5 separate regions of the Mus musculus genome follow, and all the other regions are linked to region 1. Evidence: chromatin loops called from intact Hi-C (ENCODE). Cell type or tissue: left cerebral cortex. All regions are shown on one strand. Links, peaks and the distances in the headings refer to the core of each region. The heading gives the core; the rest is flanking DNA. Region 1 has its middle 73 kb from the start of Gm5420. Region 2 has its middle 90 kb from the start of Gm33892. Region 3 holds the start of Sgk1 (serum/glucocorticoid regulated kinase 1). Region 4 overlaps 1700020N01Rik (RIKEN cDNA 1700020N01 gene). Region 5 has its middle 31 kb from the start of Gm5420.

Region 1 (6,080 bases), core at 578-5,577:
CTATTTCTACGTGGCATGTGTGAAATGTGGACACAGAGCCCAGACTTTGCTATCTGTCTGGTAGCTCTTGCTCTGTGCTGCTCTGTGAGCCTGCGGGAATGTCTGCCTTTAAAACCACATCACTTTCTCAAATAGTGAATCTGTTAAAACAGAGAACCTTTGCTTCAAAACACTAAAAAAAAAAACCAGTTGGTAGCTTGTCTGAAAGGAAAGGCAGTTATGTCTACACTGGTACAGGACACAGTTCTGGTCTAATCGTACCCTCTGAGAAATGTAGAAAAAAAGGAAACACACACAGATACACAGAAAGAGAGACATACACACATAAAGACATACAGAGAGAGAGAGACACAGACATACACATATACAAACACACACATATAAAGACAGACACAGAGACAGTCATACACAGAGAGAGACATATAGATACACAGACATACACACACACACATAGAAACATACACAGAGACAGATATACACACACAGATAAACACACGCACAGAGACAGAGATAGAAAGAGAGAGAGAGAGAGAGAGAGAGAGAGAGAGAGAGAGAACACAAGGTCTGTATGTATTGTCAGAACCTAGCTCAGGAGACTCACTCAATACTGTTGTCCAAAGAAGCAAATAGATCCAACATTTTGGGTTATAGATTGGCTACATCACTGCGTTCGTTGCTCATTTTGGGATTCATCAGTTGATTCTTTTGTTTGTTTGCTTGCTTGTTTTCAGTTTCTAAATGTTCCATCAGAAACTTTACCTGTGACCTTTCCTCCTTCCTATTAGCTTTCCTAAGACACCTGCAACCTATGCCTCTTACCCAGTTACACCTGGGATCAGCTTGCTTAAAATGCAAGTGTTATTTCTTCAAAATGGACACTGTGTCTTACAGCCTAGAAGCCATCATGGCAGCTGGGCAGTGGTGGTGCATGCCTTTAATCCCAGCACTTGGGAGGCAGAGGCAGGTGGATTTCTGAGTTCGAAGCCAGCCTGGTCTACGGAGTGAGTTCTAGGACAGCTAAGGCTACACAGAGAAACCCTGCCTCAGAAGAAAAAGAAGAAGGAGGAGGAGGAGGAGGAGGAGGAGGAGGAGGAGGAAGAAGAAGAAGAAGAAGAAGAAGAAGAAGAAGAAGAAGAAGAAGAAGAAGAAGAAGAAGAAGAAGAAGAAGAAGAAGAAGAAGAAAGAAGAAGAAAGAAGAAGAAGAAAGAAGAAGAAAGAAAGAAGAAGAAAGAAGAAGAAGGAAGAAGAAGAAAGAAGAAGAAGAAAGAAGAAGCAGCGGTGCCATCATGGCTACTGCCCTGATTTGAGGCTTCGGTCCTGTGAGGGTCAGATGATAGCTGGGTGTAGCAATGGGAAATCTGGCTTCCTCTGGTTCATGAGAGCAGGTTGTGCAAAAAAAAAAAAAGAAAAAAAGAAAAAAAAAAAAAGTAGGTTGGAGCCTAGCATGGCAGACAGTCACAGCATGGGGAGGCTGAGCAGGGTCCTGTTTCAAAAAGAAATAAAAAGTCAAACAAAACAAACCATAGCATCAGTCACTGGAAATGGGTCACAGCAGGAATATCCACTCCACAGAAGGCAAGGATTACAAAGCGAGATGCTTTTTCTCCAGTGAGTAGGAACAGGGCCTCTACCAGCGCACCACTGGACAGATAGGACAGGGACAGAGACGGTAAAGAGAGGTTGAGAATGAATCCTTGAGCTGCTGATGTTCTGTCGCCCGTGGGGAGTGAACCACAGGAACGTCCTCTTCCCCAGGTCAAAGCAGGTCAGGGGGCAGTTATCACAAGCAGCACGCGTGGGCATCAGAGCACACCGATGCTGCTCACAGTGTCTTCTCTGTACACTAAGGTGACCTGGACAGCTCATCGAACTTCTCAGTCTCCGATTCTTATCTGTGGTCCACGAACACAGAGCTGGGGAGTAACTGAGACCTTTATCACTCACAACGTGGGTCAGGCACTGCCAACATGGGACTCTCCTGGGAGCTTGTTAAAGAAGCACGGTCTTGGGCCAGCCTGAGATCTACTGAGACAGGATTTGAATTTTAACATGGTCCCTAGCTGTGTGCACAGTTGGAGAAGCATTAAACTAGCTTACTGGTTACCAAATCTGAAAAAGTATGACATTTGGGAAGATTTAAAAATAGGAATTCCTGGACACCCCCTTTTTTTCATGATTCACTGGGCCAGGATTTCCTATCTATCTATCTATCTATCTATCTATCTATCTATCTATCTACCTATCTATCTATCTATCTATCTATCAGCTGTCCATCTATGTTATTATTGTTTTACTTCTTTCATGAATATCTATACACCATATACGAGCCTAGTGCCACAGAAACTGGAAGAGGGCATGGGGTTCCCTCTTCTGAACTGGTTACAAGCTGCCACGTGGGTTCTGGGAACTGAGTCCAGTCCTATGGAAGAGAAGCCAGTGCCCTTAACCGACAAGCCATCTCTCTAGCCACTTAGTTAGCAATCTTCAGAATGCGCTATCCTAGCTGGCCTGATAGAGCATGCCTGGAATCCCAGCCCTTGTGAGCTAATGCAGGATACGTGTGAGTTCAAGGCCAGCCTGGGTTACACAGAGACCATGCTCAGAAAGGAAAAGATATATTTATCCTTTCCCAATTACCCTACTGGCGGTTGCTAACGTTGGCAGAAAAGCCGTTCTCGAGGGTTTGAGGATGATGGATTTTTAGTCATCTTTATTTCACGGCACACAGAAGGTTCTCTGAAAGCTTAGATTTTTGGAGTGGGTACAACAATCTTGCAAATATGAAAAAAAAAGAATACTAGAAAAGATTGATTATGCCATAGGATTGGAAAAGAAGCTAAAGGAAAAAGAAATGACACTGTAAATGTGTGTGTCCCTTGAAAGCTCAGCTGGACCTAAATCAGTGGCCATGCATGGTATGAGGCTCCAAGATAGTGATGTTTAACATGCCAACTACAGCTAATGGTCAAGAAATGGACTTTTAGCTACAAATTATGAAATGTTATTTAAGTATTTTTCTTCAAGTGAATACATTTGCAAGCTATAAATCACTTTCTTATGAAACAACTCTATGATCTTGTGAATTTTTATTTTAAAAAAGTACCTCTTACCAAATATAGCCATTTCTGGGCATCTGTGAAGAACTGGGTCCAGGGCCCAAATCTGGGGGTGCTCACATCCTTGTCTAAGATAGTATAGAATTTGCATATTACTTAAACATATACTCCACTATTCTTTAAAGGATCTCTAGATTACTTAACAATATTTAATACGATGTGAATCTGTGGACTGTATTTCTTAGGAAACAATGACGAAGAGTCCGTGCAGATGGCCTAGCCGTGCCAGTTAGCCTGTCCCAGCCTTTCCCCTGAATTGGAGATGGCTGCGCCTTTGGGGAAGTCACAGCTCACCATGAGAGCAGCGCACTTGCACCTCGTGCACAGCTGACCGGCACTGACCTGTTAGGCAGAACTGACCACCCTTCTCTTCTTCTGCCGCCATTCCTCCACAGCTCAAAGGTGAGTCATCTCCACTTTGATGGACCGTGGACCCCTGTGGTTTGCCCAGTGTTAAAGTGTGGGTGAGGTCTTGCTGGATTACATCGCCACAGTTACAGCCACATAACCAGAACTCAGGCGTAGGCCCGTTTTCCCATAGCTTATCTCTGTTCCTCAAGGCAAGTTTGTCTTGCGCCTCCTCCAAATCCAGAACAGTGCTATTCTGGCAATATCTGCTAAATCGAACTGAGAAAACCATAGACTGAGCCACTATTCTTAACTCTGATGAGCAGCAAGTGCAGTGCGGTCTCTGCAGCCTAAATGCTCTCCAGCAGCCCAAAGGCTGCACAGCCCCAGTGTCCTTCCCGCTAGATGTAGTGAACCATTTCTGTGCCTGTGAATGCTCAGTGGTCAGACAAATCACCAGGGTCCTGAAAACCTCAATCGTGGGCCACCTGGGTTTCAGTGAACTCTCGAAAAATCGCAACGGAGCCATTTATACAGTATCCAAGGTATGTTCCCAAGGAAACTTATGATTAGAAATAAATAAATAAATAAATAAATAAAGCTGTGCTATCCTTGTCACAGTTACCAGGAAAGGAACACATTGGAGGTAAGACAGGCATGAGACGTGGGAGTCGGTGGCCTGAACCGCCTCTGGTGGGTGTTGTATACAGGCACCAGCAGGGCCATCACAGGCGGCAGCACGTGGGCTGCTGTATGAGGCAAAGAGCCAACAAGCTAGTTATTATGTGTATTTTCTCCCTCCCTGCTCCTCAGCCTTCTGAGTTATTTTTATGCTCATCTGACACTTGCTATCTTTTTCAGACATGCATTCACAAATTAGAGAGACAGTATTTTTTTACTGGCATCTTGTGTATTGCTCCTGATGGATGGAGTCCTGAGATGTATGTGTGAGACACATTAGTTTGAAAACAATCCCAAATGGTGAAATGATGATTCCGGAATGATGGGGTCAAAAATGCATAAATGAGGAAGGGTTGGGGGAGAGAGAACTGGAAAGCTAAGCAAAAGCTACAGCGATGCTCAGGAAAGTGAGGAACACAAGCTACCATGGTCGAATCGAAGCAAAATAACGTAGTCCACTTCTGTCATAATGGACATTGTGGCATAATGTATCAGGGTAGCAAAGCGTCTTCTGGCCTTCAGACGGTAGTCACATCTGTAAACCAGGTGAGTCTGAGAGTAGAAAACTCTACCCACACAGCTCTGAACTCTGATCCTGAGCCCGCCTAAGGCTTGCTTAACTCTTTACTTCCAACTACTTGATACAATCAGATCAGCTCTTTCCATGGATAAAAATACATATTTCTAAAAACCAGTATATTTCCTACTTGTTTGTTTACTTATTTATTAACTTATTAATCTACTTTTTGCCATTTGGATTTCTTTTTGATATAGGGTGCCAGCTAACTCAGAACTTGACAGGTAGGCTAGGTTGGATTTGTAGCAATCCTCCTGCCTCTGCTTCCTAAATCCTGGGATTAAAGATATGCACTACCACACTCAGCTTATTCCCTTATTCCTGCTCTCCATTCAGAAACGTTGAAGCATCCTCTTTTAAAAATAGATTATCTTTTACTTATTCTTTGAGGATTTTATACAATGTGTCTTGATCATACCCACCCTTAATGTCTGCCTCCAGCTCCTCCTGGATAGTCCCTAACACACTGCTTCCAGTCTTCATGGTCTCCTTTCCCATACGGAGAGTTCAGTTAGTTCTTGCTGCTAGAACGCTGACAGAGTTTGGTCGCTGGACCTCATTTAGGTCTTGTGCAGGTAACCACAGCTGCAGTAAGTCCGTGCAAAGGTCATGTGTTGGGAGGACTACATTTCACAGAGCTCTTCCCTACCCTCCAGCTGCCATGGTTTTGTTTGTTTTGTTTTTCTACCCTCTCTTCTGCAATGTCCCCTGAGCCTCGGGAGGACTGATATGAATGTATCCTTTAGGAATAAGTACTCTGAAGTCACTTAGTCTCAGCACTCGAGCTATCGATGAGGCTCTGCATTGCTACCCAGTGAGAAAGAGGCTTCTCTGACTATACTTGAGAGCAGCTCGAATCATTGCCCATGGTGGCTCAGGGTGAGCTCCTAAATTCAAGGCCAGTCAGGTCTACAGAGCTAGTTTCAGGACAACTAGGCTAAACAGGGAAACCACTGAGAGAGAGAGAGAGAGAGAGAGAGAGAGAGAGAGAGAGAGAGGGAGAGGGAGAGAGGAAGGAGGAGGAGGAGGAAAGAAAGAAAGAAAGAAAGAAAGAAAGAAAGAAAGAAAGAAGATGAAGACGGAGAAGAGAAGAGAAGAGAAGAGAAGAGAAGAGAAGAGAGGCATTAATCTATGTGTATAAACAAAAACATTTTGCCGTGTCTGGATAGCAGAACAGCAATAGGAGGTTCATCTCAGCAGTCGATTCAAAGTCAGGCTGGCCTGCAAGAGACCCTCCCTCAAAACACCAAAATAAAATAAAGCACAGAGAGACATAAGCATGACCGAGAAATATCAGCGGTAAGCATATAACCAGGATAATTGAAAACACGTTCCCACAAAACCTCATATGAATAGCC
Region 2 (6,080 bases), core at 670-5,669, 280 kb after region 1:
TGGGTAGGACTACTGGTTGCTTTCTTCCTTGGCGGTTTGCATAGAATCTCCCAGTACTGTGATAGCTAGTCCTCGGGTAGCAGGTTTCCAGGTCATTTCCAGCTCACTTCTTCCAAGTCCTTTGCCAGAAGTATGTGGTGTCTTTAGTAATAATGTCTTACCTTAGATATCTATTCACAACCAGGAGCAATGGCAGTAGCCTGTATTGTTCGGGGAATCTCTTGAATTTTTAAATCATTTCCTTCCTTTCCCATTGTTCCTTCTTTCTTAGTTCATCTTATATCTTGTTTAATAAATGTTGTCTCTTTGTAATTAATTATCTTGGAACAGAAAGGGAAAAGCCACCATAGACTGTGTATATTTAGGAAAAAGTTGACTGCACATTTAATATGCATTAGTATGGAACTTCCATATCTACTGTGACAGATGGCACATAAGAACAGAGTACCTTTTTTAACTTGTTTATTCTTTTCACACACACACACAAATGTGCTCTAATCATATCCCTCTTTATCCTTCTTATCCTTTTCTTCCGGCCCATTTCTTCTTCCCATCTACCACCTACTGTGTGTGTGTGTGTGTGTGTGTGTGTGTGTGTGTGTGTGTGTGTGTGTATGCATGTGTGCATATGTACATATGTGTGTGCCTGTGCCCCACTGCATTTAATGACTACATGAGAATGGTGGCGGTTATTTATCAGTGGCTGAACCATGGAGAAAAATGACTTCTCCTTACATAGCAAGCATTAATTTTCTAAGCTCCATGGGAACGGGTAAGGCCTCATATATCTTTGATGGTGTGAGAATAGGCCCAACTTTGGGCTGGTCTCGAGTAGGTAGCCACAGGTGCTATGAATTTGTTGGTATAACAGCTATGTCATATGCAGACAGCATATTTCATAACACACCTCCTCATCTTTCATCTCCTACACTTTCTGAGCTCATTCCCATAATGTTCCCTGAGCCTTGGAGCAGGACAGAAATGTCCTCCTCTATTTAGAGCTGAGCACTGGGCAGCTATGGAGAGCTAAGTCCAGAAATACGCATAACAACTACATATAGTTTAAAATGGAAGGTTTTATAGTATTTGAGTTTTTCTACCCAAGTTATTAATTGTGATCATTAGTGAAATAGTTTTAGTGTGGGCGTATGAAAGAATGTACAATCCCACAAGAGGCAAGAAAATCTGTAGTGATTTGGAACCAAACTCGGGTGCTAACATCTGCTACCAACTTGCATATAAAGAAGCTGAAGTCAAAAACATATTCTTAGACTTTCTGATTGGCTATCTCAAAGTACACCTGAATTGGTTTGGAAAGAAGATGGGTTTTGCAATTAAAAGCTTGATAACTTAGCCTCTGAGAGCCAACTAAATGGAAATAAATGTTGTGCTTTCCTTATTTTACACTGTTTTCTTTTTCAATGTCTTTCTAAATTCGAAAACTCTTAACATAGCAATGGCATTGCTGGAAGACCAATACTATCAAGACTCTTAAAGACAGAAGACCGGCATTCAGTAAAAACGGTGACGAGTTGCAAGCTAGATGCTTCCCTAAAACGCTCTGAAGGAATGTTGGAGAGATCTCTGCTGCAGCGGACTCTAGGCTTAGTGCTTAAGGCTTAGTGCTTGACCCCTCTCCGGTCCAGTGCCTTCGGGTCTGTCCTGCCCTACAGCATGTGCTCAAGCCGCCACCCTTAATGGGCCATTCGTCACACTGGATTTTTCTTAGCTTGCCACTTCTTCAGAATTCAAGACCTATTGCCAACATTCTCACTTTCCACAAGATTAATCTAGCAGTATGGGGACCTGCTGTACTTTGCAAATGTTCAGTAATTATAATTACACACTTAAAACTCTGAACACAGGAGATATGAATCAAAAAGGACAAAAGGAAAATCAAAAATGTACAGTCATAATTAATGAATTTTAACTGCTCTCCATTTCTGAAAATTCAAAGATTATGACTCAGATATATTAAAGTGTTAGAATAAAAAGAAATGATCTTTTTTTTATTAATTAAAGTTATTCTTTGAAAATTCCATATACGTATACAATGCATTCCAATTACTCTGGTGCTTTCTATCTCTCACTTCTCTGTTAACCCTCCCTCCTTCCTACAAACTCCTTTCTTATATTCGTGCCTCGTGTTTGATTTTGTTTTATGATCCACTTAGCTTAACCACAGCTGTCTGTGTGACCAAGGATTTGGAGTCATCTACTGCAACATGGTCAGCTCACTAGAAGATATGCACGCTGCTTCCCAGGGTCTATCAGGAACCAGCGTTTCAGTAGAGAGAGATAAGACCCCATGAGCCCCTCCCCATCCATGACTGACAGTTGACTGGACCAGTCTTGTGCAGGGCTATTGTAAAAGCAGCTATTGTGAGCTGCTTTTTTATGGTTTCAATGGTTGTGCCCTTCCAAAAGCTGGCAACTCATGGCCTCCCTATCTCACAGCATTCACATTCCTTCTGCCTCCTCTTCTAAAGCAGTCACTGAGGCTAACGGCTTATTTAGAGCTAAACATTCAACACTCACTTATTCTCGGCACCTTGAGGGAAAAAAACAGAAATTATCTTTAATGAAATTTTTCTTTTTATCACAGTGGTTTTGCATAAGCTATCCAACTTAGTCTTCCGACAATCCTACAAAGCAAGCATTGTTTTCCTCATTTCGCTTGTAATGAAATTGAAACCAGGGAAGTTAGTTCCTACAATTAGTATTTACTAGCTGTAAATCTAAACAGCATACTTTATATAGAAAAAAGTCTCAACTCCAGGAGGTCTATTCAACCTCATTCTGGAACCCTTAAAATAATCATGAAATATCTGTCCTAAAAATAACTGAAGAGTGTCATTATTGGAACCAATGATCAATGTTTTCTCTTTAACAAGAGTAATGTAGTTAAACATACATTATTGACTATGCTTACTCAAGAAGGAGAAATTGTCCAAGATCAGTAATTCTACATTTGGCATATCATCAAAATTCTCTGGAGAACACTTAAAAAATATTCCCTGGGCCTTATTCCAAGCTCACTGAGTCAGAGCCTCTGTGAACGTCAGAGATCTCTTTATGTACAACCTCTCAAGGCAGTTTCAAATCTCATCCAGTTACGGAACAAAAAAGCAACGTGACCATTTGAATTTCCAAATTCAGTAGGATGCTTTGCTTCATTCCATCCTAATATACACTGCTGGGCAGGATGCAGCATAGACATTATATCTCCCTTGGATATGGGCACAAACCATTTCAATGGGGGAAGGACATTCAAAGAATCCTCAGTCATCCTCCGTGGTGATTTGAATATTCTTGGCCCATGGAAAGTGGCACTAGTAGGAGCTGTGGCCTTGTTGGAGGAAGAGTGTCTCTGTAGATGGGCTTTGCGGTCTTATGCTCAGGCTCTGCCTAATGTGGAAGAAACCTTCCTCTTGGCTGCCATCAGAGCAAGTTGTAGAACTCTCAGCTCCTCCAGTATCATGCCTGCCTAGACTCAGTCATGCTTCCCACCATGATGATAATGGACTGAAACTCTAAACCCATAAGCCAGCCCCAATTAAATGTCTTCCTTTATAAGAGTTGCCTTGGTCATGGTGTCTCTTCACAGCAATAAAACCCAATTTAAGACATCGTCTTAAGCAAAATAAAACAGGTTTGTACACAGAGCACAAAGGGGGTACATACTGTATCCTCTCTCAAGACTCTAGGCCATTGTGGAAGAGGAGGTGAAGAGTGTAATAGACAAAAGTGGAGGATGGCTACCAGAAAATATACAGCAGGTAGTTGCACATATGAAGTCACAGATATTGTGACCGCATGCACAAGACCTGTGCAAGTGCAAGCCAGACCAAGTTTCAGCATGGAGAGGGAAGTGAAGCACACAATCCCAGCCCTAGCTGTGGAGCAAATGGCAGTAGTTAGCAGCTGGGAGAGGAAGAGACAGTTTTCTCCGAGAGTGAATCCTCCTGATGATTGAAAATGTCCCCCATGCAATGCCAGGAATATTTGGGCAGCTCAAATTGGTCCTGAAGGTTGTTTTTGTTTTTGTGTTTTGTTTTGTTTTGTTTTGTTTTGTTTTGTTTTAAGAATATGAAGTTAGGTGGGAAGAGAATTGGGGTGGATCTAAGAAAAGCTGGGTGATGAGAAAGATTAAAATTCACGTTGTACCAACTCTCGATTCTCAGAGAACTAATAAAAATAAGAGAATGCAAACATCCCTGCTGGTCCTCCTTCTCTCCTCACCTCACTTGGAAAGCACTAGTTGGACAGCATTATTAGCTGAGTCGAATCCTTGAAAATCCATGTGCTGTACAAGAACTCATAGTGGCTACAAGCACAAGACCACAAGACTTGTACAAGAACAATCCGGCATGGATAAGGGGAAGGCTTGTCAAGCCCCACTCTTTCTCAGAAATTCTAAGCCATTGATGGATGCTGAGAGACGGGGAGTACTAAATAGACTCCATGGGGAGAGGGGCATGAAATCATGAATGAAATGTTGCAGGGGTAATGGGAGAAATTGGGGGAGGAGAGAAGGAGGACAGATTTGATCCAAACGTATTATATGTGTGTATGAATATTAAATAACTTTAAAGAAAGAAAATCAGTATACTAATCCTTATCCCCCATGTATCTCAGAATGTGGTCATGGGAATCAGCCTTTGCACATTAAAAGATGAGATCCTGTGGGAGTAGCGTGCGCCCATAACCAAGCATGGTGGATGTATTTAAAGGAGAAAGAAACTTTGACACAGACCTCCACATGAAAACAAGTCCGGAGTGGAAGACACTCCTCTGAGTCAGGAGTTACAAGGATAACCACAAATTATCAGAAGCCAGGCAGCAGCTGTGGTACAGACCTTCCTCACAAGTCTCTCCACACAATGAGATAGTAACTACATTTCTGTTGTTTAAGCTGTGCAGTGTGTGGTTTATCACACCACGCTTAGAAGCTAACACAGGAAGTACTTGGGTGGTTAGAATCCTCGTTACCATCTGAAGCAAAGGATGAAAACATAAAAAAATTTCATCACTACCAAATTTTTAAAAACAACTGGGGAGCACACTGAGAAATTACAAGCATCTCTATAGTCAATGGACTCAGACAGCTAGTGCTCAGGTCAGACTTGTGGTTTAAGCTCTGAGGAAAACATACCAGAAGAAAGAAAGGAAAGGAGAGAGTGTAGGAGGGAGTGAGGGACGGAGGGGGATAGGAAGGGGAAGGGGAAATAGAAATCAAGCAGGAAATGATATATATTACCATTAATCTTTTTCTTCCTAATATTTACTCTCTATATACTAGAAATGCATGCACACTCCTAGTGTGATGCCCTGGTATCCCTGGGCTTCCAGGATTGTGGCCTTCCTCCTTTCCTCCTGCTGTCTACTCAACCATGAAGAAGCAGCCATATCTTGGTTACATAGCTGATGTCAGATGATGAAGACGTTCCCAAAAGAACTTCACCTCAACATACAGTTTTATGAACACCATGCTTGTTGAATTAAAAATATTTCAGAGCATGAAGGGTTCCTGAGACATGTGTCATGTCCTCCCTTAGACACATATAGGTCACAGCCTTAGCCTCATGTCCACAAGTCTGGTTGGCAAGTACTTTGGGATTATTTACCCTCAAATAATACTCTTACTTTCCAAATTGTAATAAAAAACGTTTGTAAAGCCACCATTTCGTGCATATTTTAATTATTCACATTATATAATCTGTTTTGGGTTTACATCCTTGACTTTTATGAAGCAAGGATCAGATGTGTGACCATTAAAATCATCTAAGAGTGTAAACAGATTGTGTCAACGTGACTAATGCTCAACCAATTTTGTAACATTTCCGAATGTTTTGGAATATTTGATAACTTAATCCACCAAAGATCCATATATATTTTCTTTCATTTTGTTGTTTCATGCTGTGTTTTAAAGGCAGTCAACAGGAACTCTTCACTACAGGAATCTACAGAATTGACGATTTGGTCTCAAGTGGAGGCACAGAGGGGAGGTTGTATAAACCTTGGAACTTGGCTTCAAGTCTGACGTCACAACCATGACAAGACTTCAGTCCAGAACACTG
Region 3 (6,080 bases), core at 730-5,729, 120 kb before region 1:
GGGATGATATGAGACAAAACATCCAATTTGGAACTGGGCATGATGGTACCCTCAGCATACAATCTTAGCACTTATGAGGTGGAGTCAAGAGGGCAGGAGTTGAGGCCAGCCTAGACAACAACAACAACAACAACGACAACAAAAACCACACTTGATCTTTAGACAAACAAACTGACATTAACCAATTAATTGTTCAGTCTCTCTACATTACACTTTGCACAGAGAATCATTTTTCTTTTGTTGGGTTGCTATGAGGAATAAATGAAATAATCTGCAGAAACTGCTTGGTCCATGAGATTTAAAACACAGTCAGAATGAATACGGCTCCTGGTGGGCCACCATGGGAGCACATTAGCTATAGTCCCTTCTGGTGGCTCACTGGATTCCCTCTGGATAGCTGAGAAATGTAGGAAGCCGTCTTTTAGTGTTTTACAATCAAAAAATTGTGTTCAGGACTCAGTTGTTTCTTTGGTGAGTGTGTGTGCACAGCCCTCCCCACCTCCCCAGAATCCAGTTCTGTTCACAGCTCAATGTGGGCATTAGACAAAGGTTTACTTTGTAGGACTGTCTAGCTGGGCTAAAACTAAGATATGCAGAAATGTGTGGAACTTCAATAGAACATAAGGAAATGGATTATTCTTGGCCAAAAACAAAGACATTATAGAATATGAATTTGTATGTAAGGCACATAGAGCAGTTCAGCAAAGTATTAGCATCCATGACAACATGAGGAGGGAAGGAAGAGTTCCAGAAAAGGTGAGCTAAACTTCTCTACTGTCTTCTAACTGTACACATTTATTTTCCTATTACCTGTGTAATAACAATAATAATACATTTAAAACCATGTATGCTGGAGCATGGCTGGGATCCCAGCACCTAGGAGTCACAGGCCCTCAATGATCAGGAGTTCAAGGTCAGCCTCAGCTACGCCATGAGCTGTTGGAAGCTAATCGGGTTTAGAAGAAAGAGACCCCGTCTCAAATCAGTCAAACAAAAACACCCAAACTAGAAAAAGCCAAGGCAAGGTCAGAGTACAAGCAGAGAGCATTTAGAATACAGAATAAATCGGATGTGTAATAAAACAAAGTAGACAGGAATCAAGGAATTTCTCCCCAGGGCTGTCAATGACGTGACACATGTCACATTCTACTGTCCTTGAGGGGCAAGGAGAGCAGAGGGGGGGCAGGGAGATGTCAGACCCAATCTCCAGCAGACTGAACCCAGTGAAATGGCCTGCTGGACCTCATGGTGTAAATCTCTTTCTCCCTGCAGTTTTTGAGAAGACATCTGTACCCTGTCTCACTCTTTCCAAAACCCAAGGTCTGCAGAAACACTGGCTGAAACACACTGGTAAATTATGCTCGTAAGCAAAATGCAACCAGATGTCAAGCTGGGATTTCTAGTAGTATATTTTGATGGCAAAGAAAATAAGAAACTATTATAATAAATAAACAGTATGTAACTGACACTTGGTTGACTGACAATATATAGCTGAAAGGGTTCTAAACTCCCCAGGGACTGTGAACGTAGTTCACTGTTTGGGGATGGGGCTTGTGGGGGAGGGGTGACTTGCATGCTTGAGGCCCAGCACTGTAAAACAAAATACCCTTAATAGCACCAAATAAATTAGTTAAGATAGGCATAAGCTCATAAGCCTAAACCTATAGTTCCAATACACAAGAAACTGAGGCAGGAGGATCATTTCAGCCCAGGCATTCAAGACAGCTTGGTCAATGTAGCTAGAGAAAAAAAAAAAAAAAAAAAAAAAAAACAGCAAACTTTGGCTAGTTAGTTAGAAGGAAGTAAAGAATTTAAGGACTAAATAAAAGGGTGCTTCCCTTGGAAAAGTATCTTTTGACTACAGGGGAGACCTTAGTAGTGCGGGAGGACCAAGAAGCTGGGCTGACTTGCAGACTCTACTGGGGAAAGACCTCTCAACTGACACTGGCTGCAGGAGTTAGCGTTACTCAGATTTAGTGCGTATCGTTTGCATTTGGCCATAGATTTGGGGATCTCTAAGCCAGGATGTGAGAGAGCTCCTGCTGGCGCTTGCAGACTGCTGGTTTGCAGACCTGCCTTTCCAGCTTGACCCTTCAGTGCTAGGAGGCCGTCCAGCCCAGCCTGTAATTCATTACGTTCTGTTGCCTTTTCGGCACACACAGACGCGGCCTGAATGAAGGGAAGGGTGAATGAATGGAAGGAAGCAGCTGGATAGGACCGCCCCGGGCACTAAATAGGACGGCACAACTGGGGCTACAGGAGCCTCCTATTGCTTAAGAGACACTCCCCATAAGGATGTCAATGATCAGTCTTCCAACAACCACTCATTTCTGAGTCCCCACTCATGTATAAATTTGCAGAGCCACAGACCTCCAGTGTGGCCATTGCAATGAACTGAGTTTATCTGTGAAACAGAGAAAGGTCTATTCATTTACAGCCCTATGACATTACTAACATTATGAATGAAAGGAATTTAAACAAATGTATACAGCAAATGTACATAGCAGCAGAACCCTCCCCGCACGCCCCCCCCCCCAATCATAGTTTGGGCTATAAAACAGGCTATCCCTTATTCTTTTGGTAAGGGCACGTGTGCTAGGCAAAATTGAGGCAACTTGAAATAGAGGGTTTGAGATGTTGGGAGTCCATCATTTCTGTCAAAGGTCACTCTGGTCCTTTCCTGTTTACCCCAAAGATAGAGATAGTGGCAGAATGGATTTGAGGAGCCAAAGCTGCTTCTAACAATTGAAGACGAAAATGCAGCAGCCCTTGAGACGGAGGGAAGGTGTGGCAAAGTTGAACCCTTCAAAGATAAGAGCGAGAGAGCTACTTAATTAGCCCAGACTAAATTGCTTCTTATTAACTGCACTCGGGCCAGCTGTCTTTGAAACTGCCTTGTAATCCTGGGCATGGCTTTGATTGAGAAATCTCAGTTCCCATCTTAAACCCATTTGAAGGCATCTCGGCCCAACCCCCTTCTTCCAATGCAACTCCTCTGAGCCCCCCCTTTCCATCAACATCTCCCCTACCCACCCCCCAACAAATATGAATCTCAGCAGGGCCAGCGCTCACCTTGACCACTGACACCAGAAGCTCTGCTTTCACGAAGGGCTCAGTAACAAAACCCGAGGCTTACCCTAGGCAAGCCTCCAAAAGCATTTGAGAGAAGCAGCGTAGAAAACAAAAGCAACAACCACAACCTGGGCTTACCCGTTTCTTAAAAAATTGGAACGCTGAGCATTTCTTGACCGGGAATCCATTCATGTCTTTGTTTACCATCTTCCACAGAAGGGACTTCACAGTTATAGATCCAGGGTGGCACCGGCTTGGTTTACTGCATCTGTATCCCGATCCGCCTTCCTGGAGACGGTGAATGAAGACCGAACGGGATGGAGAGGCTAACGGGGCTCAGTTTTTCACTCGCTCATCCTGCTGCGGCAGCGACTGCAGTAACTCGCCCCACTTTCAGAGGCCACTGGCAATGGCTTTTCTCTTTCCATCATTGCTTTGAAACGTAAGCATCACCACAACAGGACCCCGGGGCCGGATGGCGGGATACAGCAAATCTATCCAGAGATGCTCTGGCGGGCGCTCAGGCGAGAGCAGGGTACCGTCCCCGCCCCCAGCTACCGAGCTGCTCCCGGGCTGAGCGGGGAGCGAGCGACTCGCTCTGCTCCAGGTGATGCGCTGCTGGAGGCTGCTGGAGGAGAGCTGTTTTTGATTGTGTAGGTTCCAGTGGGAGCTGTAGTTAAGCAGCTGGGGGAAGGAGTAAGAAAGAGCTGAAGCCGGAGGGAGGGAAGGAGGAAGGGAGAGAGCCTCCTCAGAAAGGTAAATGGAAAGAGAAAGCAAGGCAGGAAGGAGCAAGGATGCATGCATGCATATGTGAGTAAGATCAGAGGATGGTCAGGAGACACAGAAAACACAGAACAACGGATTCCCTTGGGAGGGTTCTTTGAATTGGTTTTTCTTTGCAACAATGTGGTAACCAGAGTAAAATGCAGACCCAATAATGTAATTCTCAATGAAGTTCTTCAGATTCCGGTTCTGATACCAAGCCCCGGAGGCAGGGGGTGGGGGGCATCAAACGTGTTCCTGCCCTATGAAACCTTGAAAAATAAAATAATGTGCCTACACATGTGTAGCAGTGAATGGTCTCTTACTCTGTAGGGTCCTCGGATGCCCTTCCTTCCGCTGTGACATTAGAAGGAACAACTGGGGAGGTAAGCCCACCCTTTTCAACAGAGAAGCCGGCAGTAAGAGAAAATCAATGAACAGAAACAAAGTGTGCAAAACCAATAGGCAGAACCTTGCCCAGACCTTCACCAAAAATTCGTGCTGAATCCATTCAATGCTAAGGGAGTCACAGGAAGCAAGGACGAGTCTTTTTACATGCCCCAACTTATCCTGAACCTCTGCAAAGTGAATTCATTTAACAAAAACATTTAATTATGCGTAGCTCGTTTCCACTTGTGCTCTTTGATGCTGATATTTTATGAGTTTTGTTTTGTTTTTTAAATAGGATTTATAGCAAAAAGGTTTGGGGTCCCTGTTAGCATGTGGTTTTGATCAGCTACTTCACCTCCGGCTGTACTTTGGTCTATGAGATAGACATACACGATCACTCACTCACTCACTCATTCATTCACTCATTCATTAATTCAGCCACTCAATCACTTGTTTGACATCTCATTCTATTCAAATATAGCATTCAAATCCAAAACCAGTAAGCGTTCACTGGTAGGAAATACACTAGAACTATCCTTAAAAATAATTGTTGATTGAGTGCTTGCATGAAACCATGAGTTTAATCCTCAGGACCACAAAACAAGCAAACAAACAAAAGAAAAAACAAAACAGCGACAGACACTGTGGCAACATGGGATTAGAACCCCTGCAGTTGGGAGGTTAAAGGTAGGAGGATCAGAAATGCAAGCTTATCCTCAGAGTTTGAGGCCAGACTAGAATTCATGGGATCCTAGCCAGAAACAACACCCAAACAGAACAATAACAACAACAAAACCCACATTGTTACACCATTTATATGGGAAACGTGGATTAACTGGGGAAGAGGTGCCTGAGTTCCTTTAGAGTATGAGTTTCTATGAGGTGAGATATGGATGAAGTTGTACAAGACACAAGGATACATTATGTAATCTACAGCTTCAGTAGGCCGTGATTTTCCTAAAGGGGCCATCTAAAATCACCAGAGAGAACTCAAAGAGAATTATTCTAAGATGAAAGAAATGTTCCCCATCGGGATTATGGTAATGACTACAGTAAGAACCAAACTTCATCATGAAACGAAAAAGAATTTGTTTTGCACAGTAAAATTATACCTCAGTAAGTTTCATTAGAAAACAGTGAAAGCCATTCAATCTCTTTCCTGTTCCTTTCTTCACTGTTCCTCACAAAGTGTTATAACAGCCATTTATTGAATGTGGGTGATAAATATATATATTTTAAATAACCCAGGGAAGCGGGTGATTCTGGGGCCCTCAGTTGGATTTCCTGTTGTTCTACCACACAGACTTGCTTTGGCAGATTCTCCATTGACCTAAGGTGAAGAGAAATGTCTCATGGAGTCTATAAGGGAAGGAGACGAAGACAAAACTAAAGACTAATTCATTCTTCCTGTCCCCCAAAGGCCACCTCCAGATGCTGACGCCATAGCTAGCCTATGCTAGACTTTACACAAGGTCATGAGCGCAATGGTGCATACTTTGTATCACAGGAGCAATGTACATATCATGGTTTGAATGAGAATGGCTTTCAGAGGCTCATAGAACTGCATGCTTATCCCCCGGTTGGTGAACTGTTTGGAAAGGACTAGGAGGTGTGGCCTTGTGTCACTGAGGGGTGGCCTTTGAGATTGCAAAAACCCATTCCAGGCCTGCTCCCCCATCCCCCGACCCCCCACAGCTTTCAAGTCATGTCAGTTTATAAAGCTCTCAGTTACTTCTTCAGTACCTGACACTCTCCCTGCCATGATGATCACCCCTCAGAAACCATGAGCAAGCCCCCCAATTAAACATTATCTTTTATAGTATTTGCCTTGGTCATAGTGTCTCTTCACAGTAATA
Region 4 (6,080 bases), core at 415-5,414, 160 kb after region 1:
GGAAAGAATGAGTGGGCTCACCTTGACTCAGGAAGAGCTATATAATTAAGTAAAAAGAAAGTCAACAAGGCTAAAGGGAAATGACTACAGAAGTTAACACGATTTTTTTCTTTAAAAAATAACATGATCTCTCTCCTCCCCACTCTCCGTGTACAAGTATGTGCACACACATATACCCAGACACATGTTTGAACAGACATATATACATGGGAATATGTGTGGAAGACTAGTTGCCAAACCATACTATTTTGAATGTATAAAATGGGATTATTACTATTTATGCAGTATGTATTTTCATGATGACCAGGCATTAGCTCACTAATTTTATAAGGCAGGAAATCTTAAGAAGGTATTAAGGTGGGTCAGGACTAAAAACATGTCATCGAAAGCATCTTACTGTGATATCAACTGACATCTTCAGAGTTCGTATTGTTTACAAGGATGAGAACATTAGACTTACAAAGGACCAGTAACCTGAGAATAAAATCCTAGTCACATAAAAGTCTAAGCATTATCATGCCAAGAATAAAGACTCTATATAAATCCTGGAGTTTGGGCATAAGTCTCAAGAGCCAGTGTGCATGTGTCCTACCAGTGAGCTGCATCTCCTTGGTTTCTCTAAGCAGGGTCTTACTATATATAGCCCAGGCTGGCCTTAGACACAGGGTCCTCATACGTCAGCATTCTGGAAGCTAGGACCTATGCCTGTGCTTTCTAGTTGGTGACAGAGTTGCTGCTGTGAGTCCCACTCAGCCCCAGCACACATGCCCACCCCTACACTTGCCATCTGTCAGTACCGTGACAGTCTCTTATGTCTGCGACTCTCAGAAAAGAAATCTAACTACAAGGCACTGCATCCGGCTGCCATGAGAAGACCCCACCCCACCGCTGCCCCATAGACACATGCACCTTTGACCTTCCTTCTGTGACACTGGGGATTTGGGTTGCTCCTTCATGACTTAGTCTTTGAAATTGAGCCCTCCAGGCTATGGCTGTTAGGAGACCTCTGAGAACCAAATCAGCCCCAAGAGCTCAGGGTTCTTGGCTAAGCACAGGCCCTTCGATAGTCAAACTGCAAAGCCAGACAACTTCTGCTCCCAGGGCTAGCTGCAAACCATCTGTCTCTGTTCAAGTGAGTGTGATTGGGAAACATCAGGACAGAAGTCAGGATCCAAAAATCCTGAGTCTAACTTACTCTCGATGTCTAGGCTCAGTGCCAGAGGCACTCCTCCACAGGTGGCCTGCCAGGCCAGCCATCTGAATGGCAGTGAGCCCTGTGCAGTGGGGAACCGTAGGGAAGGAGAATAGGGGTAGGAAATATTCATGCCAGTCTTCCACAGAGCAGGGAAGAAAGGGGAAGAGACTTGTGACAACTTGTGTCACTGACAGCCTCAGCAAAAAATACCAGTTGGCTCTTCTCCAGGGAGTTCCCCCATCCAGCTGCGGGGTGAATGCTTCAGGTCCAAAGGCCTTCTGCAGCCTGCAGTGCTGAGCAGCCCCAGGCTCCACCACAGTGGACTCCACTGGCTATGGGACACAGTTCATGGACTTTGAATTTTAGAAGAAACATTGGGGGAAACCATATGGCACCCATTCTTCTATTTCCCCTGCTACATGTTTATATGCTGGCCTTAAAAATGAAAACTGTAAATTCTGATGCTTGCGTTGTCTTGTGGGCCAGTATCATGTTATTTTTTCCTTCACGGTGTTTATAATTGACATAGTGCTAGATGCTATACAAGGAAAATAACACAGACACTGTCCTTTAAGAACTGCCAGATATCTAAATTGGAGACTGCAGTGAAAAAATAAGGCATATCAAATACAAGGCTCATTTTAGGGATGGGTGGGAGTTCCACGTAGCTGTGTGGGAAGCCTGGAGCAAGCTGCCAATCAATGTCTCTTTATGATCACTTAGCGGGGAAGGCAGTGAAGAGAACTAAATCCCTTCGTGAGCCGAGCAGACGGAGAAGACCTACTGGCTTTCCAGAATATGAAGAGCCGGAGTGAGAGTGGACTGCCCCCACTTCTGGCTCTCCCACCACCTCCCTTACGCTATGCCCTTCCCTGATCTCAGTCTGTTGATAATCCATCAAGACTCATGCTCCAAGTCAGACAACCCTAAGATGTGTCTGAGTCCATGCTCCTAGGATATGTTTAATTGGAAAGTGGCCTTATATTAAAAAGTGGATTTAAAAAAAAATCAAAACATGGCAGACAAGGTAGCACATGTCTTTAATTCCAGGAGTCGGGAGCCAAGGTTACACAGAGAAACCCCTATCTTGAAAAGCCAATAAATAAATAAATAAATAAATAAATAAATATCAAAACTTAATTATCTAATCAGGTCACTGAAGGTAGTTTGTGCTTTCCTTTTAAATTGCACCCGAGGGAGGAAACGGCTTGTTGTGGAAGGAACACGCACCTGGGAATCGGCCTTCCCTCCTCCAACCCCATTTGCCACTCAGAAACTCTGCAACTGTGGATGTCTGTGTCTTACTCTCCTCACTGCAGTGAGAGTGAAATAAGTCACCTTTACATCCTCTTTCTACTGAGGACTAAGATTCCAACACGTTGCTTATCCTGCGCCTGTCCCGATTTATCCATGTTGTGGAATGCTGTCCTATGCACACGGCTGCCCACTGTCCTCTGGGACTGTAATTACCACAGGGGGACGACACAAGGTTGAGACCACTAAGGTTCCACCACAGAAGGGGAAGGGGTGGAGCTTAAGAGACCCTATTCCTACCAGGGGGTTTACAGGCAGCTGATGGCTGCTTGAAGGAAGACAGTTCTTCAGTGGGACAGTCACTCCTATGTCACCTCGCCCCTCTCCTGTGAGTAGCCACTGCTCTGTGCTCTCACTAGTGTCCAGTGATACTCGGTTGTTTCCTTTCTTTGTCCTTGGTGCTCCACTTGGGGTGAGTACATGGTTTTACTCACTTGCTCCTGGGAAAGTTCACACAGTTGAGCATCACTACTGCGACAGGATAGCTTTAAAAAATCGGTTGTTGCAGTGTCAACTGGCCAGACGCCCCAAGCTCCCGGGAATAGGACCATCAACCAAAGGGCTCCAGCCACATATGTGGCAGAGGATGGCCTTGTTGGACATCAGTGGGAGGAGAGGCCCTTGGGACTAGGGGGTTTGGTGCCCCAGTGTAGGGGAATGTCAGGGAGGGAAGGCAGGAGTGGGCAGGGGTCAGGGGTGGGGGAAGCACCCTTATAGAGGCAGGGCAGGGTGGATGGGATAGGGGTTTCCAGAGGGGAGACCTGGAAAGGTGATAACATTTGAAATGTAAGTAAAAGAAAATATACAATAAAAGAAAAAAGAAAAATAAACCCCGGTTGTTGCTTGAAGCACTCTTTTCCCTGGGAGCATGTGCGCACTGGGGACAGTCTACCATTCCTTCAGTTCACTGAGTTTACACTTCTCACCAGTTCCCATAGCCTGAGAGCCCCTAGGGAACATAGCCCCAAGCAGAGATAATTGGAAAAATGACAAAGATCTCTTCCTTGCACACTGACTCAGATGCCATCCGGGTCGCTGTGGGGAGACACAGACCTACTTTTCGTCCTAATTATCTTATCCATGGAGAAGCTGGTGGTGAAGCCCATGTTGAATGAAGCCCCTTAGCGGTCAGCAGAGCACCTGAGCAGCACAGCTTTATGGGAATATGTGACCCTTTGGGTGCCGACAGACCAGGTTCAGGGTCTTGTTTAATTGTGCCCTAGATCTGTTACTATTTGAAAGTCACTTCGTTTCTCTTAAGCCTCAGCTTCTTTATGTGTAAAATGGGAATAACATTTACCCTACATAACTACGGTATGTGAGATGTTTAGCACAGTTCATAGTACATGGTAAGGACTTGCTAGGATTACAACCGAATGCAGAATTGGCCTCAAACACAACAGAGTTTACATTTGTGTTGTTAGGAATGGTACAAATGGTAACATCAGAATAGTAGAAATGCACCTAGAAGATGCGGTGTTGTTACATAGACACAAGCAAACACTGCGGCAGAAATGTAGGGTACCTGTGCAGGGACAAAGTGCTTGGAAGGAATAGTGTCCCACTAGAGATGGCAGACTTGTTTTCACATCTGGGACCACTTTCCCAAGTCTCCTCCCCTACATCTATGAGGAGAATGGGATAATAGGAAGCCAACACAGGACTGCTCTCAAGTGTAAACGCAATGATGCTTAGACAGAGTCCCTCAGTGTTAGGCCTACGGCTACTCTATTCCATTTCCATAAGTGATGCTCGTCTATTTTTATTGTGCCTGTAGTCACTTCATCTCTATCTACATACTTCTTATGTCCACGCCTATTCCTATTCCATCATCAATGCATCTAGAGAGGAGAGCTTGTGTCTCACTTTAAACTGTGTCATTTGCTTTTAATGGTGACAGTGACAATAATCACAGTGAGACATTGCCTTAGTCATTTGTTTTAAATACTGTTTGAAAGTTTAAAGGCATCTGCGCAGTGTGGTACTTGTAAACATAGCTGGCTCTTGTCGTTATGCTGGATATACAGGCCTCCATTTTCTTTCTCATGGTCATGCTGAAGTACCCTAATGACACATAGGCCATATTGTTCACACAAGGCTTCTCATGACAGAATGATCGGCACAGCCTTACTTTCCTAAATAGTTTGCTGATTCACTCGGTCCATTTTTAAACACCAACAGATTGGCACTGATGACATCTGCTAATTATTTGATTTTCCTCGTGACTGGCATAGGACTGCTGTCTGCAGCAATCACTGTAATATGACCGGTGTGAGGTTTGCACCACCCAGTCACTCCATGACCAATTTGCAGTAATGAGTAGCCTTGTCTATTTTTCTGTTTCCCCTAGAGGTATCATTATTTATTATGTGTTGCAAACACAGCTTCCAGAAGTGCAGCAAAAACCCAGCAACACCTAACTCCAAGTGGAAATCTCACTGTGTTCCTAGTAATGGTTTATCAACTCAGACGGCCTAGGCCTGCCAATAACACAGTTAAGATTCCAGCATCTCTCTGGTTCCGCTCCCAGTCCCCATCCTAGCAGGGAACAGTCTTGGAAGGCTGCTGAAGACCCTGTTTTCTAGACTATGTGTCCCTTTTAGTCCCTGAGACTAGAGTTAAAGATTTTGAGAAGTCCTTTGAAATATGTTCTGTTGATGTTTCTAAACCATTATCATGAACCCCCACGGCTTCAGTGACCCCCGATTGAGGCAGCTTCTTGAATTCAGAGAGCATTAAATCATACCTGTAATCTCAGAGATCTGCTGGCTTGGTTTTGTAATGCTTCAATAAGATGAGAAAAGCGATGGCCTGCACATGTGGTATGACCTCCCTCATTAACTCAATGTGAAGGTCAAAGGTCAAAGCCCATGGACAGTCACCATTCACTGGCTTACCAAAAGAAATGTAGGAAAACGTTCCCTTGCCCCCTAGTGCCCACAGCCTGCTATTGCAAGCAGGTGACTTGGCTCAGAGAACTTCCAAACAGAAGTGAAGGGATTTATAGGTCTACCACTAAGGCACATGGGAAAGTCAAAATTTCGATGGGCTTGTCACACCATGTAGAAGCTAAACTCCAAGTATCAGGTAAACAGTGGCGGAACATCACTAAGGGCCGTAAATTCTCAGCCCCTTCGTGGAGAAAAGCATAAAACAAGCTCTGATTCATTTTTACTGACCTGGGAGGCCCCTGGGGTACAGCCTGGGCCACTGTTTAATAGTCTCTCGATTATGCTAGATTATTTCCCACCTCAGTAGGCTGAAATTTGCTTCTCCCACTGTTTAGAACTTTACCCCACACCCCCACTAAAGCCTCTCTCCCATATGGCCTTTAACAGAAGGGGCTCAACTCAATCTTGTGAAACCACCTTCTCCTTCAAGGCACTCAATCACGGCTAGCTGAATGATTAAACTGTTTTTGTTTTGTTTTTTTTTTTCTGTTCTCATCTCCAATTCTTACACATAGTAGGAGGACAAAGGTCTATCTCATAATGAATGAATGAACTCTAAGTTGAAAACAGACCAATCTTAAATGCAGCAACCCTTCTACTAGGTTTTCAGTCAATCCAGT
Region 5 (6,080 bases), core at 777-5,776, 100 kb after region 1:
GGTCACCAGGCCTGTGATGTGGCCAGGGCTAAGGGGTTCTCAGACTCTTGAACATCTAAGCACCGCTGGGAGTTGCAGAAGAGCAGAGGATGGAGTCAGGGTCCAAAGGGCTGGGGACAGAATCTACCCTGGGGCCCAGGATGTGGGGAGCTCTGCCCCCTCCCCCCCCCCCCACACACAGGGAGATGATTGTCCTTAAATTGGTAGGTAGGCTTGGTGGCAGTTGTGGCTGGGAGTACAGAGAGGCCTTCTATGAGAGATTAGGCTGTGGCTCTGTAGGTGAAGGCTTGCTTCATGGCTCCCCACAGTGGACCTTGGTGAAAAGAGACAGTCTATGGTCCTAAACAGTTTATTGTCACGGAAGAAAGTAGATGCATAAAACCATTCCCCACTTCTCAGGGTGGGCCTGAGATTAAACACCTTTTTTGCAGGGAGGAGTGTCTGAGAAGGAATGCTTATTGGCGAAGCTTTCCGAGCCTCTTGGTACCTCATTAGTATGGAGAACTCTGTTTTCAGCCTACTTGACCATAGGACACATTTCTTTTATGTCACGTGCTCCAGTCAGGAATCTGGCAGGAACTGAGAGTTACCTAAGCCTCAGATGTGTGCCCACTGAGTCTCTGGGTCTCTGCTTGCTCTATCTTATCGAACTTCCTGGCATGATTTTACGTCCCACATGACTACTTGGGAATAGTTAAAACATATGGAGTGCCTTCCTGCAACTCTGAACTCTTCATGATCGTAAGTAGGTCTACGGTCTTGCTATGATTAGAATTCACCGTGAACAACTCACTGTAGAATACCGTGTTCTAAGTGTGCTTCTGGTCCCAAGTGGCCCAGAACTCTGTTCTGGCCCCTTCTTTTCAGGGTCCGTGGTTTGGTACTCTAGACACTCACTACTCTAGCTCAGCCATGGAAGCCTTTGGAATTAACCACTTGTAAAAGTCATTGAGAAAGTAAGCTAGTTCTAAAACAAACAAACAACAACAACAAAAAACAACTACTGTACTGCATGGTTTGTTGGGTTGCTATAGTTATGTAAAGGAAATGAGAGTCTAAGTCTTCCTTTGAATGGATGTTCCAAGTCAAATAGAGAACCTGGGAGCAGAAATAGAAACGAGGTACCTTTTCAGACATTATTAAGAACAAAATTAAGATTAGTGTAATGGTTTCACAAGAGGTAAATTTTCCATTTCCATGTAAATAGAAAGCTAAGCACAGTGGGTCAACACTGACCTTTCTGGCAAGAGGTGCCTACTGGTATAACAGTAGCATGACTGTTTTATAAGTAACCAGTGTTTGAGCTAGTTTTGAAGTAAGCTTTAACTAAATACTGACCAAGATGGACATTGGTGAGGTCCACTGTCTGGAACTCCAGAGAGTGGCAATGAGTCACAGGTTGTAGGGGCTTTTTAAGGGCAAAACCATAAGGCCACCATATTTCTCATGTGGCAGTCGCATTGTCCAAGAACTACAACTCCCAGCTTTCCAGAAAGTTACCTTGTTCTTGGGTGGGTGGGGCTTGCAAGTTGACTTTGGTTCTTCCTGATTGGATTTGTGTCCTGTTCTACTGGAAGAATTCACATCTCACACTGTAAACATAATAAAAAAATGTATGGCTAGGGAAGTCAGTGAGTGGTCCAAGGGGGGAATTTACTGTTGGTATTAGGTTAGATGACCACACAACCAAATGACCTTCTAAGTCTATTATTTTCTGCCTTGGACCGGTGCTGCTGTCTGTCTGTTGGAGCAGCTTGTTTTGCAGTGAGCAACAGTTGAGGCAGAGGCTTCATGGCTACTCAAGTGGTGAGAGCAAGTGTCTGTTGAGTGTAGCAGTGAGCGTCACCTCTGCTGTAAGGGTCTAGGGACAGGGACAGTGCTGTGAAAGTCTCTCATCTGCATGACCAGGCTGCAGCAAAGCAGCTGCTGTGGCTACCTTCCTAAGACCTACACACAAAAACACACGAAGGGAAGAGGGAGGCTTGTTTGTAAAAAGTAGGTCAGCAGGAGTCGGAAGACCATCAAAAAGTCCAAAAGGGTGAACCTCATCATAATATCAACAGATAAAATTGTCAAAAATTTAAATAATAAAAAAATATTTCAAGTCAAAAAAAAAACAAAAAAAAACAAACAAACAAAAACAAAACAAAACAAACAAACAAACAAACAAAACAAGCCCAGAGGTTTGGGGTCATGGGAATGAATCAGTCTGATTTATGAAGTCGTTCAAGCCTCTCATGGGGAAGAGAACAGTGGGTGGCTTCAAATCTATTAGCACTACAGCCTGCTGAACCCAAAGGTGTTTAATCTGCAGAACACCTTCAGGCTCTCGGGCAAGAAGAAGCAACTTTTATCCTTACGTGCCAGGTTAATGGAGAAGCAGGTTTCAGACTGCAAATTTTAAGAATTTCAGTCTAAAGGTCAGAGGCTCTCGATGCTTCATAAGAAATCACACTTGTGAGGGCTGGCATGGCCTCTGCAGCTGTTTCAATCTGCTGTGAGTCAGATAGGCAGCAAATGGAGCATGCTTGTTCTTTATAGATGCCTTTGCTACAAAGACCTGGCAACAAAGAGGAGCGGTTTTCTTCAAGTTTAGCCTCATATGAGCCAGAGAACCTTTGACTAAGAGAAAACGTCAAGAAATAAAGCAAGCAACACCAGTGAAGAAATATGCACGTGATGTCTGGGGGTATCAAACATGTTTGCTTGCAGTCTGTGTTCTTTAATAGAACTTTGGCAGAGTGTTGGGTATTTGGGGCACAGTAGTGGGAGTGCCGTCACGATGTAACCAAAGACAGTGGGGATTGTTTTGGAGAGACTGAGAGCCAACTAAACCTTTGCCCATGCCAGGAACTAAGAGCAAGTCAACCCACTGCAAGTGTTAAAAGTGTTGAGTCATTAACTTCCTGTGTGGCTCATCTGCTTCTGAATATGTCTGCTTTCTTTCTTTTCTTCTTTTTTAAACTTAAGAAATAGACGTTTGGGTGGCATCCGGGAAATAAATCTCTGCTTACTATAGCTCAGAATATACAAAGGGATGAGAACTGAATGAAAAATCCTCATTAAGATACACTCATGAATTCCACAGTTTTTATTTGATCCCCGATATGCCTTTTTATAGTCTGTTCTCTACATAGAATCTGAGAAATGTCAACAGTTATGAGACTTGCTTGGGTAGCATGTATTTCAGAGAATATTAGGAAATGGAGGCAGGAAACTTTAAATATCAGCCCCAAATCCTTTAGTCTTGAAGTAGCCATTAACTGTTCAGTGGTGTGAGGTGAAATCTAGGTCTTCAGTTTATTCTCTCTCTCTCTCTCTCTCCCTCTCTCTCTCTCTCTCTGGTTCTCTAGATGAGAACACGGCTTTTTAAATTAGTTCAGTTCTCTATAGACATTAGCGAGACAAACAACTTCGGAGTACATTTATTCAGTCTTAGATAATCATGGTATAAAAACCCTCACCAGAAGGAATGAAAAGGGACCTCAGCAAAAAACCAATGAATTCATTCAAAACTGAACTGTATCCACTTGTCAGTGAGTACTTATTGTGTGAGTTCTTTTGTGATTGAGTTACCTCACTCAGGATGATGCCCTCCAGGTCCATACAAAATTCATTCTTTTTAATAGCTGAGTAGTACTCCACTGTGTAAATGTACCACATTTTCTGTATCCATTCCTCTGTTGAGGGACATCTGGGTACTTTCCAGCTTCTGGTTATTATAAATAAGGCTGCTATGAACATAGTGGAGCATGTGTCTTTCTTACCAGTTGGAACATCTTCTGGATATATGCCCAGGAGAGGTATTGCGGGATCCTCTGGTAGTACCATGTCCAATTTTCTGAGGAACCGCCAGACTGATTTCCAGAGTGGTTGTGCAAGCTTGCAATCCCACCAACAATGGCGGAGTGTTCCTCTTTCTCCACATCCTCGCCAGCATCTGCTGTCACCTGAATTTTTGATCTTAGCCATTCTGACTGGTGTGAGGTGGAATCTCAGGGTTGTTTTGATTTGCATTTCCCTGATGATTAAGGATGTTGAACATTTTTTTCAGGTGCTTCTCAGCCATTCGGTATTCCTCGGGTGAGAATTCTTTGTTCAGCTCTGAGCCCCACTTTTTAATGGGGTTATTTGATTTTCTGGAGTCCACCTTCTTAAGTTCTTTATACATATTGGATATTAGTCCCCTATCTGATTTAGGATAGGTAAATATTATAGGATAGGATAGGATAGGATAGGATAGGATAGGATAGGTAAATATTAGCCCAGAAACTTAGGATACCCAAGATAAAAGATACAACTTGCTAAACACATGAAACTCAAGAAGACCGAAGACCAAAGTGTGGACACTTTGCTCCTTCTTAGAATTGGGAACAAAACACCCATGGAAGGAGTTACAGAGACAAAGTTTGGAGCTGAGACGAAAGGATAGACCATCTAGAGACTGCCATTTCCGGGGACCCATCCCATAATCAGCTTCCAAACGCTGACACCATTGCATACACTATTTTATTGCACACAAGATTTTGCTGAAAGGACCCTGATATAGCTGTCTCTTGTGAGACTATGCAGGGGCCTAGCAAACACAGAAGTGGATGCTCACAGTCAGCTATTGGATGGATCATAGGGCCCCCAATGGAGGAGCTAGAGAAAGTACCCAAGGAGCTAAAAGGATCTGCAATCCTATAGGTGGAACAACAATATGAACTAACTAGTACCCCCTGGGGCTCGTGTCCCTAGCTGCATATGAATCAGAAGATGGCCTAGTTGGCCATCAGTGGAAAGAGAGGCCCATTGGTGGTGCAAACTTTATATGCCCCAGTACAGGGGAACACCAGGGCCAAGAAGTGGGAGTGGGTGGGTGGGGGAGTTGGTGGGGGAGTGGGAAGGGGAGCATGTGGGGACTTTTGGAATAGCATTGGAAATGTAAATGAAATAAATACCCAATAAAAAAAAGAACATTAAGAAAAAACAAAACAAAACTGAACTGTAGTTATCCACGTTCTCCGTCTTTAAATATACTAAGCAGCCAGCCAATCAACACCTCAGTGAAGCTTTCTGAGAGCTGATTAGATGCAACACTAGAACCAGAGAACCTTGGGATGCCGAACAGCTTCGTCATTTACAGACAGTGCTGATGTAGATAGGTGACTAGTATATCTCATCAAACGCAATGTGCTCAGTTTTCACCCCTCTCTTCCCCTCCCTGCTGCTCCACACAGACCACTTTTTGTTTGTTCCTGAAAACTTCTTATACTGCTCCAGGCAGAATTCTGCCTTTGCATCTGCTTTCTTGGTTCCAGGGATAGACCTCTATGGAGGAACTTATTTGTTGTGGCATTTTGTATACGTTTGACCTGGGGAGTGGCACTATTAGAAGATGTGGCCTTGTTGAAGTAGGTATGTCTCTGTGGGTGTGGGCTTTAAGACCCTCATCCTAGCTGCCTAGAAGCCAGTCTTCCACTAGCAGCCTTCAGGTGAAGATGTAGAACTCTCAGCTCTTCCTGCACCATGCCTGCCTGGATGCGGTCATGCTCCTGCCTTGATAATAATAGACTGAACCTCTGAACCTCTGAACCTGTATGCCAGCCCCAATTAAATATTATTTTCATAGGAGTTACCTTGGTCATGGTATCTGTTCATAGCCGTAAAACCCTAACTAAGCCAGTAGTTTTCAGAATTATCTCTTTAGGTTTATATTTCTCCTCATCTACAACTAGGCTATGACAAGAATCATTCCAGAGTCAGGCTTTTGCCTCGGTACTCAGTATGTAGAAAATGGCCACGAATTGCCTGCTGAGTGTGCATGTAACATGGACAACTGAGTTAATGGAAGCATAGAGAGTGAGTAATTTTGGAAAACTAAAAAGCAGAAAGTGACTTGTCTAAAGTCTATAATGTGCCAAGCATCTATCATAACCTTTAAACTCCGATCTATGTAGCTATATTGCCTGATTCTTCTGAAAACCTTCCTAAGTACCCAGGCTGAGCTTTGCCTGTAACAGGGACATCGCCTCATGCCTGTGGATAATCTTACTTCCCACTTGATTCCTCAGCACTAAGAGAGTCTCACTTAAAGT

The links. Peaks named below come from ENCODE experiments on the same cell type or tissue, not always from the same donor. Only the 100,000 strongest peaks of a DNase experiment are listed, where the experiment ranks them.
Region 2: a loop joins it to region 1, with 2.6 times the contacts of the local background. A loop is called at or near these places in 2 of 42 quality-filtered maps.
Region 3: a loop joins it to region 1, with 2.4 times the contacts of the local background. A loop is called at or near these places in 3 of 42 quality-filtered maps.
Region 4: it touches region 1 in a loop (2.9-fold over the local background); 2 of 42 quality-filtered maps call a loop at or near these places.
Region 5: it touches region 1 in a loop (3-fold over the local background); 2 of 42 quality-filtered maps call a loop at or near these places.

Annotation. Positions count from the first base shown.
Region 1 is chr10:21,760,837-21,766,916 of GRCm38, reverse strand. No RefSeq gene overlaps it. Among named protein-coding and RNA genes, the nearest start is that of Gm5420, 73 kb to the right of the region's middle. In left cerebral cortex, for the core only: a CTCF peak has its summit at 2,653; DNase peaks (open chromatin) are centred at 2,689, 3,114, 3,724, 4,197 and 1 more place; H3K27ac peaks cover 2,060 bases.
Region 2 is chr10:21,478,434-21,484,513 of GRCm38, reverse strand. No RefSeq gene overlaps it. Among named protein-coding and RNA genes, the nearest start is that of Gm33892, 90 kb to the left of the region's middle. In left cerebral cortex, for the core only: no CTCF peak of the experiment used is centred there; DNase peaks (open chromatin) are centred at 1,034, 1,538 and 3,094; H3K27ac peaks cover 401 bases.
Region 3 is chr10:21,879,838-21,885,917 of GRCm38, reverse strand. It overlaps Sgk1 (serum/glucocorticoid regulated kinase 1), which reads right to left and starts at 3,734. Exons shown (of 14, transcript NM_001161845.2): 1 at 3,211-3,734. The coding sequence starts at 3,279. It overlaps Gm46215 (a long non-coding RNA gene), which reads left to right and starts at 3,640. Exons shown (of 3, transcript XR_001779732.1): 1 at 3,640-3,725; 2 at 4,168-4,220. In left cerebral cortex, for the core only: no CTCF peak of the experiment used is centred there; DNase peaks (open chromatin) are centred at 2,175 and 3,591; H3K4me3 peaks cover 3,689 bases; H3K27ac peaks cover 2,972 bases.
Region 4 is chr10:21,600,486-21,606,565 of GRCm38, reverse strand. All of the region lies in intron 2 of 1700020N01Rik (RIKEN cDNA 1700020N01 gene), which reads right to left. Among named protein-coding and RNA genes, the nearest start is that of 1700020N01Rik, 10 kb to the right of the region's middle. In left cerebral cortex, for the core only: no CTCF peak of the experiment used is centred there; DNase peaks (open chromatin) are centred at 747, 1,244, 1,821 and 2,547; H3K27ac peaks cover 1,703 bases.
Region 5 is chr10:21,656,434-21,662,513 of GRCm38, reverse strand. No RefSeq gene overlaps it. Among named protein-coding and RNA genes, the nearest start is that of Gm5420, 31 kb to the left of the region's middle. In left cerebral cortex, for the core only: no CTCF peak of the experiment used is centred there; a DNase peak (open chromatin) is centred at 2,747; H3K27ac peaks cover 929 bases.